Linked DNA regions of Homo sapiens: region 1 is linked to region 2. The links are chromatin loops, found by intact Hi-C in ENCODE. Cell type or tissue: CD4-positive, alpha-beta T cell. All regions are shown on one strand. Links, peaks and the distances in the headings refer to the core of each region. The heading gives the core; the rest is flanking DNA.

Region 1 (5,374 bases), core at 54-5,053, 50 kb before region 2:
ACAGACACAGATGTGCACAGACACACAGAGACACAGACACAGACAACAGTACAAATTCACACACAGACACAGACGCACACACACACTGACATAAACACACATAGATACAGATGTACACGGACACACAGACACAGACACACAGACACAATACAGATTCACACACACTCACAGACACATGCACACAGACACAACAATACAGATACACACAGACACATGCACACAGACACACATTGACATACAGAAACACACAGACACAGGCACACAGACACACACACATTCACAGAAACACACACACAAACACAGATACATAAACACACATGTACACAGACACACACATCCCCACACACAGACACACAAACACATGCACTCACACAGACACATGCACACCACCACCACCACCAGCAGCACCATCTGGGTCAGATTGGAATGGGGCTCCAATTCCCAAAATGAACAGAGTGATGTGGACCCCGACCCTGCCCCCTGGACACTGTGAAGCGCCGCCCCCGCCCTTCCTCCCAGGGGCTCCTGCTTCGCGTTTGCTCCCCAAGGTCACGAGATGCCTGGCGCTCCAGCAGTAGAAAAGCACTAGGGCATGTGGGGCACGTGGGTCGTCCTCACCGTGAAGACCCGCATCTGCTCAGGCACTGGAGATGCAGCTTAGGATGCTGCCCCTCGGGAAGAAAGACACTGGATCGCAGCGCTGCAGAGTCCCCTTCCTGGAGCCTGCTGGGGTTTCAGGCCCAAGGCAGACAGCAGCTTCGATGTGGGAACGCTGGAGCAGGTTGTGAGCAGAGAGCACTGGGTCCAGCTCCTCGCTGTGCCGGAGAGGCCCAGAGAGGTTCAGGACTCGCCCAGTGTGGCCTGAAGGTCAGCTCAAATGCCCCGCATGGCGTTCTTGGGATTCGAGTTTCTTTTTATCGTAACATTTGCTTTTGGTGGTTTTCTTTCTCACTTGTTCTTTCTTTATTAAAACTAAATAGCATAGGCTCAAATCCAGGGAGCAAACACCTAGGCCTCCGTCTTCTGCCACGTTTTGTGCACTCGCTCTCAGAAAGCCTAATTTTTCTTTACGATTCTTCGAGGGCGTATACACAGCCAAGCCGAGCCAAGTGCCTGTGTCCGTGTGAGCCCTGGGCCCCAGGAGCAAATGAAAGCAAATGCGCCTGTCCACACCCAGACCTGCTTCTTCCCTTTGCAAGGGCAGGGCAGCCGCTCCAGCTCCACCGCTGAGCCAGGAAGGCCGGCCTGTGGGCCCAGATTAAACAGACCAGCTCTGGGCTTTCTCAGCCTAGAGGCGAGGGGCCTCGGAGGAGGAAGCGAATTCCGTGGTTACGTGTTTGATCGCCTGGCAGGAGCCTTGTTGGACCCAGGAGTGAAGGTCTTGACCTGGCTCCCCTATTCTGCAGTGAGCAAGGCAATGGTTAAGACGAGAGCTGCCTTTCTAAGAAAGCTAAGAGGCCAGCACCTGTTTCCTCAGTCACTGGAGAAATTATTCAAGTAGCCCCCACGTGAAGCAGAGGTCTTGCCACGTGAAGGAGGCAAGTTCCTTACACTGCTTAGGAAAAGACAATCTACATTGTGGAGGAATTAATTCTTTTTACTTTTAGGTTATGCGAGACAGACCTGTCTCACTCCTCGCACAGACTCAAGTCCGCGCCCCCGTTTCTGCTCCCTGTGCAGAAGCAAAGTCTTCACCACTGTGGCTTGGGGTGTGAGGAAAGAAGGTGGAAAAATCTGAATTCTGTTGCCAGCGTCTGTTTTTCCTCGTCAGGAATAATTGACGATGTGTGCGAGATTTCTGCAGGCACAGCTCGGATTACTTGAGGTCGTCCAGAGAAGGGGAGACAGCTGCATTTTTCTCTATGTTTTATGAAGAAATCAGAATCCATGCAGTTAACAGGAACACCTGGCCGTGGCGATTCCGCAGACAGGCCTGAGGCACTGGGGTTCCGCCGCGACACTCCACATTCTGCTACAGCCTGTGTCTCCTCTGCATCACTGTGGGCCACAAAAGGCAATGGGCTCTACTCTCTGATTATCACCCAAAGGAAGGGCTATAGGTCACTCTAAAGCCAAACATCATTTAGCAAAAGTGCGTGGCAACTTAACGCGTTCTGTTACCTAGGCCTGTGTTTAACGGCCTGTGTATCTTGGAGAGTGCGCCAGGAAGTGGCATCACTCAGATTCCAGGGGTCTTTACCAGAATTTTAGGTAACGGCTGAAGGAGATGTTGGGCTACACCTGCTTGAATTGTTTGTAGGCTGAAAATGTGGTGATAGAGACCCGGGGCCCTGACAGCCCAGTTCTCTGTTGCCTGAGTTGGCCTGGGTTGGCCTGGACCTGCCGGGAGAGTCATTCTTCTACCTGCTGTGTTTGATTATAGGAGTCTTAGTTTATGTGATTCTCAAGACAAGGAGCTTCTCATTTAACCAGCTTCAGAGAAGAGACACACTCCAGGCCCCATAACCTTGGAGGAGCTAGATATTTGTAAAAATCTAGCCCAAGAAAAATATGTATAGAAAATTACCATGAAACACACCCCCAGCTCCTGATAGGCCAGCATGTTGACTTTGGGTTAGCCGTGAGCTGAGTGTATTATAGACACCCATTTCTCCTCTAGTAAGACTGAGTCTGCTGACTGCAGGGTTATGCCAAAGGCTGATAATTGAAGCACCTTATAAAAATTGCCCTTTGGAAAGTGTGATATTGTTTGTTGAGATTTAGGTGAGTGCACTGTTAGCTGTTATGTTAGAGGCACAGGGAAGATTTCTCTCTTGTTTTAATATCAGGAATTGGTATTTTATCTCCTGATTGCTTGCTCCATGCTGAGCTTTTAATTTTTATTAGATTTCCCTCTTTTTCTTGTCTGTATTACTCTCTGCGGGCAGGATGTCAGGAAGAAAAATGATGTGTTCCTTAATGAGAAAACAACTGAGAACTACAAAATCCAGTGACTCTGGTAGTTGCTCAATGTGATCCAATTCAAACAAGAAATCAATTATAAACTTCCATTCAATGGAGTGATATATTGCTTTGTCACTGGTAGATTCAAAATGGCCTTTAGCTCTGAGCCTGTGGTCCTCATCTCAGGGACAGGCAGCAAGAACTCAGTATACAGTAGGAGCCACTGTGCCCTGAGATGTAGTTGTAATCAGCCTGCACAGGGGTGGACTGTACTGCACAGCTGTGAGGGCACGTGCAAGGGATCCTTTCAAACTGTGCCTCCACTGGAAACTGAAAATTGTCAGAATTCAAATGGAGTCACTTCTGCCAAGCCCAGCTAAGCGGAGGAGAAAGGCCCACAGGAGGGGCCCTCACACACACCAGTGGGGAAAACCACAGCCTTGCACAAAGGCACTGCAGGCTCCCACGGAGAAGCCTTCTGTGTGGACATCAGCCAGTGACTGCCCGTTGAACCCTGGACTAACGCCACTCTTGCCATCCATCCTTGTCAAGGAGGCATGTTTCACAACCACCTTCCTCACCCCACAAGCCCTTGCCTTCCTTGGCCTCCCTGGGCGCGCCTGTGGCCCCCTAGGTTTGCCATGGCTCACGGATTCTGGGGTTGCACTTCTTTGTTGATTCCCAGATAAACACACTTTGGAGAGCCTCACTTTCTGTTGATATTTTAGCTTGACAAAACAAAGGGCCTCGTCGAGACATACACTTTCTTGAAAACAAAACAGTAACATCCCGTTGTCCTCTGTGTGGCTACCTCCCAAATAAAAACCGAGGGCTGGAGAACATCATGCTGCCATAAATTAATATCACCTGAAAAAATATAAGTAAACACTGAGCTTTAAGTGAAACACTTCGTTCCAAAATGGAACTGGATTTCTGTTTGCTGTTACAGTGATGGTTTGTGACAGTCTGTTTAAAAGACTGTGGGCCAGGTCTCCGGACACTCTGTAGTAGATACTAAACACAGCTTCCACATTAGGAAACAGGAGTATGTAATTTGGAGAAATAGTCTAAATTGGAAAATGCAAAACTCGCAGCATGTATCCAACATAAATTATACTTTTATTTGACCAATTCCTTCTCCTAAGTCCCCACGTCTCACTCTTGTCTGCCTATTCAACATGGATTCTGGAGGACCTGCTGCAAGATTACTAAACTGTGCGTGGTACAGTAGATGGGACTGTGCTGAAGGCACTACCTGCTCTCCGTAGATGCCTGCCTCTGAAGGCCTTTCCTTCAGTCCCTTGGCCCTGCCTTTGAGCGTGGTGCCCCGCCGGAGAATGAACTTTAACCAGGCCATTCACTGCTGCAGAGACCACTCTTCTCGGAACACACAGTTTCCGACCTTGGGCCGGTCACGGAGGCGTGGGTGGAGGGCAGTCCGGTCCCTGAGAGGGAAGGGCAGGGGGCCCGGGACATGGGCTGCGCAGGGGTTCCACCCTCCGCGTTGGCTGGCAGGCAGGCGAGGGGGACTCACGGCCTCTTTTCAGCTCTCTCTTCTCTGGGGAAAACTTGCCCTTGACAGCCCTGCTTGCTGCCTCGAGCTCCGAGAGGAGGCTTCGCAGTCACTGGAGCAGCTGTGCTCCTGCCTTTGCTGTTCCTGGAGTTTTGTGCACACAATGTGTGACACCACTGGTTCTCCAGAAGGAGCCACCACACTGTTGTTCCCTCACTCAAGCTGCAAGGTGCAAGCCTTGGCTTCAGGGTCTCCGACAGGTCCTCATCGCCCCCAAGTGCCCTCAGTGCTGTCTTTTGATTCTTCCCACATGGGAAGGGATCAAGATAGGGCGGTCCCCCAGAAACCCCATTCATCGACCTCTTCCAACAGGCCTGCTGCTCTCCCAGTGCTGCTGGCTGTCAAAGGCTCCAGGTCCCAGGCAGGGCACCTGTCGCCACAGGACAGGCTGATTGGGTGCCGGGCTGCCTGAGCTCTGGACCCCAGGGATTTAATTCAGGTGGTCTCTTGTCATCTGGGAAATTTTAATCCAGCTGGGATTACTGTCCGCAAATCATTTGTCCAGAGTTTCCACCAGAAGGAATCCCTGTAGCTAGGTATCACCTTTTCTGTTTAAAAACACCCTCCTCAAGTACAGCCTGGGGAAGCTGAGAGTCATCAAGGAATGAAATGGACTGTTCAGGCCTTTAATTAAGCAGATGTGGACTGAGTGGGCAGCTGACTCTGTGAACAGATGAATGTGTGTGGGGAAGCTGGTCCCAGAGCTGTCTCCATGCAGAGTTCCCATCACTGGTCCTCAGTTTAATAGAATAGTATATTTTTAAAGCTCCGCTGAAGTGTAAGCATTTCTGGTGTTTATGAAGCTGACTTGGTAAATCCTTTTGCCATCTTACTTACATTCCCTTTCAAAGCTTATTCTTTTGCTTGAAACACCGGGGTGGGTGGCTTGGTGGAGGC
Region 2 (5,374 bases), core at 171-5,170:
ACTTGGGTAGGAAGACCTTCTAGCAATCCCAGCTGGTTACCTTTCGGGTGCTGAAAAACCCTGGAGATTCATATAGTCTGGCAGTGAGCCCACAGTGTTCCTTTTTGATTATAAGTCAGATGTATTTCCAATCAATTACAGCGGGCTCCTTTTTGGAATTTTTCTCTTAGAAGTCAGATGCACATGTGCTCACAGCGAGGTGGACCCGGCCATAATACTTCTCTGGTCACTCTTGTAGTTCCTCCCAAGGACTGGCTGCCAGCGTTCCTGCATGTGCAAAGGACATGGGAGACACTCCTGGCCTTTCTTTCCCTTTGCACCCAATCAATCTTCTTCTCTGAGACATTTTCTCTATTTCTAGTACGTGACCAGCAAACACAAGGGCCCCGGCCCGGTGCACTGAGTGCTAATACATGAATACAGGAAGACATAATGCCAGTTTTAAAAAGATAGGAGAAGTTGTGCAGGTTTAAATTGATTTTGGGTGGGGGGTTGTTTAACCTCATGGCATGCTCTACTAGTTTGTGATCTTGGGCAAATTATTTAGGTTTTCTGAATTCCAATCTCTTGCCTGGAAACCGAGACCATGAATGCCTGTCTGAGGATTGCAGGGAACCCGGCTGAAATGGAAGTCTCGGTGTAGCTCTTGCTCCTCAATGCCTCTTCCCTCCCCCACCCCAGCCTCCCTGCAAGGAAGCCCCAGTGGGTCTGGCCCTGCCTTGGTCTCCCCCGTTTGCCAGCATCCATGCCTTCCTGGGCACGTGCTCACACTCCTGGCTATTTCAGCATCTGGCTCACAGCTTCCCTCTCCACCCAATGCCTGTGTCATTCTTGGTTATTTCTGCAGTTTTTCATCTTATTTATGTGAACAGTTTTCCACTCAGCTTGAGTCCCCCTCTCCCAAAGGCACCCCAAGACCTGGTGTCCCCACAGACAGCTCACCTCCAAGGACACCAATCTGTGCATCTCACCCCAAGCTCCTGCTCCTTCCAAATCAGCCGCCCTAAGAGATGACCCTTCAGTTTCACGATCACATAGACCGTGAGCAGTGAGCTGCCTTCCGTGTGTCCACCACGCCACCCGGACTTCCTCCCACTCGGGCTGCTGCCCGCAGCTTATCAGAAGTCCTCACTGGATCACGGTGTTCTCCATGAGCCCTGTTGGGCAAAGTCCAACACTGAGTTGAACCCCATACCCCTTCCTGCTGTTTTTGCACCTCTCCAGGTGAGCATTCTTGGAGAAACGGTAGAAAATTATGTCCATTCATGTCACTTGTAATTTGTAATCTCCACTTCAAGAGTCCGGTGGGGACCATCTGATGGGGCTGGAACACTCAGCTTTCACCCTCCTCTCGTTTTCTCCAAGATGACTTCACTCCTGACTCTGGGTCCAGGCCTCTCCGACCCTACCTCACCCACTCCACACCTTTGGGGCTCCTCAGTCTTTCAGGCAGGATCACCCTCATTCCCCTAACCCCACACATCTCCCAGGAGCTCCTTCTCCCTCCATTGTCTATGGAGAGGGTGAGGCTTCTCTTCTTCCTTTTGCAGCTTGGCTCAGACTCTGCCCCCTTCCCAGCACCTGCCATTGTTGGCTTGAGGGTTCCGCCCTCCTGCGACCCTGGCCTCCTCCCCACCTCTTCATTTCGGTCATCTGCCCAGTCGCTCCAGTGTGTCCCTGCTGAAAGAAAAGCCTCTCCTAATATCCTCCTGTTTTTCAAACCGTAAAACTGAAACCCTCCGAGTCCTGCCCGGAGGAAGCTCTCATAAGCCTGACAGTCTTGGGCTCAGATGCAGGGGAGGTAAAGTCAGTCTATGTGGTTTGGGTAGGGGCAGGAGGGAGGCACAGCATAGACTGAGAAGCAGCTCCTGCAGGCCCCAGAGCCAGTCTTGGAGCCAGAACCGGCTCCCCGAGGGTCATGATCACCTGGAGGGCAGCAGGCATTTTTCCTGGGTCCTTCCAGCAACGCTTTCCGGAGCTGGTGGCTTTCTGCCTCCCTGGGCTCCACATGAGACACAGAAAGGAACCCCAAGGAACTCCCTGCTCTTGGGCACCCCCTTTATTTACTGTTCTTGAGGAAGCTCCAATCAGACCTGACTGGGGTCGGTGAGTTTATTTTTACCATCTGTGTGGACGGTCCAGATGGGCCCAGCTCCAGGCCTGAGGAAGAGCCTCCCTTACAATCTATCCATACGTCTCATGGTTTCCAGTTCCAAAACATGGATCTTCCGTCATGTAACTCCTTCCAGCATGACTGACCGACCCGCTCCAGCACCGCAAGCCATCAGCATGGACTCAGCCATGACGGTGTCCCTCCCATGCCCAGGCCTGCTCGCCCACCATCCCTTCGCCACGCAGCTTCCTAACCCATCGAGTCCTGTTTACATTCCCCTCCTGAGCGAGGCTGTGTTTTCTCACCATTCTCTCCAGTTGGCCCTCCCTGGGTTCCAACTCAGGGAGACCATCCCCTCCCTGCAGGGCAAGGCATCTTCACATTGACTCATTGACTGCCTTGTCCTTGTTCTCTGTACCCTCCCCCGGTTCAGACAATGAAGACAGGCATTCCTCCTCCTGAGCTTGTGAGAGCTACCAGCTCTGAATGCATGGGTGGATGAGTTTGGATGCATGATGCTTGCTTGGTTGGTTGAACAGGTGCAGGTGTTCAGCATGGTGCCAAGGGCACCCCAAATGTTCAGCACGTGGGGCTTATGAGTGTCAAGCGTGTCCATGTGAAGAGACCACCAAACAGGCTTTGTGTGAGCAACAGGGCTGTTTATTCACTTGGGTGCAAGTGGGCTGAGTCCAAAAAGAGGGTCAGAGAAGGGAGATAGGAGAGGGGCAGCTTTATAGGAGTGGGGTAGGCAGTGGAAAGTTACAGTTAAAGGTGGTTATCGTCAGCAGGGGAGGGTGTCACAAGGTGCATGGTGGAGAGATGATGGGACTCATTGTCCAGGAGAAGAATGTCACAGGGTCGATTGACCAGTTGGGGCAGGGCAGGAACAAGTCATAATGGTGGAATGTTGTAAGGTGGGTTAATTAGTTAAGGCAGGAACTGGCTGTTTCACCTCTTTGTGTTTTTTCAGCTGCTCCAGACTTCTTGGCTCCTGCAGGCCATCTGGATGTATATGTGCAGGTCACAGGGGTTACAATGGCGGAGCTTCGGCTCAGAGGCCTAATATTCCTGTCTTTTTACTTATAAAATATAAAGTTATAAGAAAAGATAAAGAAAATATAAGTTTTTACTGGGGATTATCGGGGTAGGGGCGATGTTTCTCAGGACTACTTCAGGCATGACCAGGGACTGTGTAGACACCTTAAAGAAAATTTTATAATGAGTTAGTCCAGTAAGTTTCAGGTCTAGGGTGCATTTTTATGTGGCTAAGAAGGTGCCAGTTAGCATATTTTTGAGCTTGGAATTGTCCTAATAGAATAAATTCTCTAAAAATAGCAATGAAGCGTAATAGCTTTAAGGTAGGTGACAGTGAGTTTTTAGGCCAAGGTAGGAATAATGCTTTGCATACCAAGGCCTTGTGTCCCTATTTTCCATCATACGAATAGGACCCCCTGGCGTCAAGCCAAGAGTCATTATATTACCTTTTTCCCAAAGGCGTGAGTGGCGTTTTGAATGGAGGAGTTCAATAGTCCTGATTGCATATCCTATGCAAGAGAGATCATAAGTAAAATAATCTTTGTCTCCTGGTTTAAGCTCAGGCTGGCAAAGACAGAAATGTCCTAAGCCCTCTAACAACCAACAGCATACTTTATGTTGTCCTGGATGCTGGTCTGGTTGCCAAATATGGGGAAGGAAATGAGGGGCTGTTGGAGGCGAGCCAGAGGCTTATATCCTACATGGAAATGGTCATGAAGGGAAGAAAGAATAGACTGGGCTTGTGAGGCAGGAAGAATGAATTTTCCATGATCTAAGAACCACTTGCCCTAAGTTGGAAAAGACTGGTAGAGCAGGTTTTCAGAAGAGGAGGAGGTGGGGGGATAGAGAAGAAAGAAAAATACTGGCCTTTTGGAGTGAGGGCTGGAATATTTGTGGGTGTGGAGGCATTTGCTATCGTTATTATTATTATTTTTATTTTCTTTATTTATTTTTTTGCTGTCCTGTTGGCATAAGCGTTTCCTTTAGCAATAAGATCAGTTGGTTTCTGGGGTCCTTTGCAATGAATAACCCCAGGCTTGGCTGGCAGGAAAGCAGCCTTAAGGTGAGCCTCTAAAACTATTAGGGCGGCAGCAGCCACCGCACGCAGACATGCGGGCCAGACTAAAACAGTGAGGTCAAGTTGTTTGGACAAAAAGGCTACAGGGTGTGGTCCTGGTCCTTGTGTAAGAATTCCAACCACACAGCCCTGCACTTCGACTCTGTGTAATAGAAAGGGTTGGGATGAATCAGGGAGAACTGTGTGGGAACAGTTTCTAGACCTGTTTTCAAGGAACAGAAAGAGGAGTGGGGAAAGGATTTAGGATCTATGGGGTCAGCTAGGTTTCCCTTTGTGAGTTTATATAATGGTTTTGTTAGGATGGCAAAACCAGGTATCCAAAGGCGAAAGTATCTAACCATGCCCAGGAAGGAAAGGAGTTGTTGTTTTGTAGAAGGGGTTGGGGTTTGAGAGATCAGCCAGACACGATTGGCAGGGAGAGCACGCGTGTTTTTATGAAGAATTATGCCGAGGTAGGTAACAGATGGAGAAGAAATTTGAGCTTTGGAGGGGATATCCAATATCCCTTGGAGAATAAATGTTGGAGGAGCAGGAGAGTATCTTGCTAAGAAGATTCAAAGGAGCGGCTACAAAGTAGAAGGTCATCAATATATTGAATAAGGTAAGAAGCAGAGGGGCGGAAAGAAAGTAAATCATGAGATAATAACGAGGGCTGTACCTGAAGCCTTGAGGCAGTACAGCCCAGGTAAGCTGCTGGGACTGATGGGTGTCAGGGTCAGTCCAGGTAAAAGCAAAGAGAGGCTGGGATGAGGGGTGCAGGGGAATAGTGAAAAGGGTGTCTTTAAGATCAAGAACAGAATAGTGAGTTGTGGAGGAAGGTATTGAGGACAAAAGAGTGTACGGGTTGGGCACCACAGGGTGGATAGGCAAAACAATTTGGTCGATAAGGTGCAGATCTTGAACTAACCTGTAAGACTCGTCCAGTTTTTGGGCAGGTAAAAGGCAGAACTTGAATTATGTAAACGAAAAATAAAATGCTAGGCCCCCCCACCGACTGAATGAACCACTTCTTGGCCAATAGGATCCCAAAGAAACCTGACAAACTAGTTCAGGCTTTGATGGGAAGTGGGAGAAAATCTTCAAATCTATACATGCAACAAAGGACTAATATCCAAAATCTGCAAAGAACTCAAACAAATCAGAAAAAC

The links. Hi-C counts contacts between places; a loop is a spot of excess contacts. Peaks named below come from ENCODE experiments on the same cell type or tissue, not always from the same donor. Only the 100,000 strongest peaks of a DNase experiment are listed, where the experiment ranks them.
Region 1: it touches region 2 in a loop (7-fold over the local background); 2 of 110 quality-filtered maps call a loop at or near these places.

Annotation. Positions count from the first base shown.
Region 1 is chr6:168,624,588-168,629,961 of GRCh38, forward strand. The region is part of intron 9 of SMOC2 (SPARC related modular calcium binding 2); the gene reads left to right. Among named protein-coding and RNA genes, the nearest start is that of SMOC2, 190 kb to the left of the region's middle. In CD4-positive, alpha-beta T cell, for the core only: no CTCF peak of the experiment used is centred there; no DNase peak of the experiment used is centred there.
Region 2 is chr6:168,674,455-168,679,828 of GRCh38, forward strand. It overlaps LOC124901468 (a long non-coding RNA gene), which reads left to right and starts at 4,225. Exons shown (of 4, transcript XR_007059886.1): 1 at 4,225-4,827. In CD4-positive, alpha-beta T cell, for the core only: no CTCF peak of the experiment used is centred there; no DNase peak of the experiment used is centred there.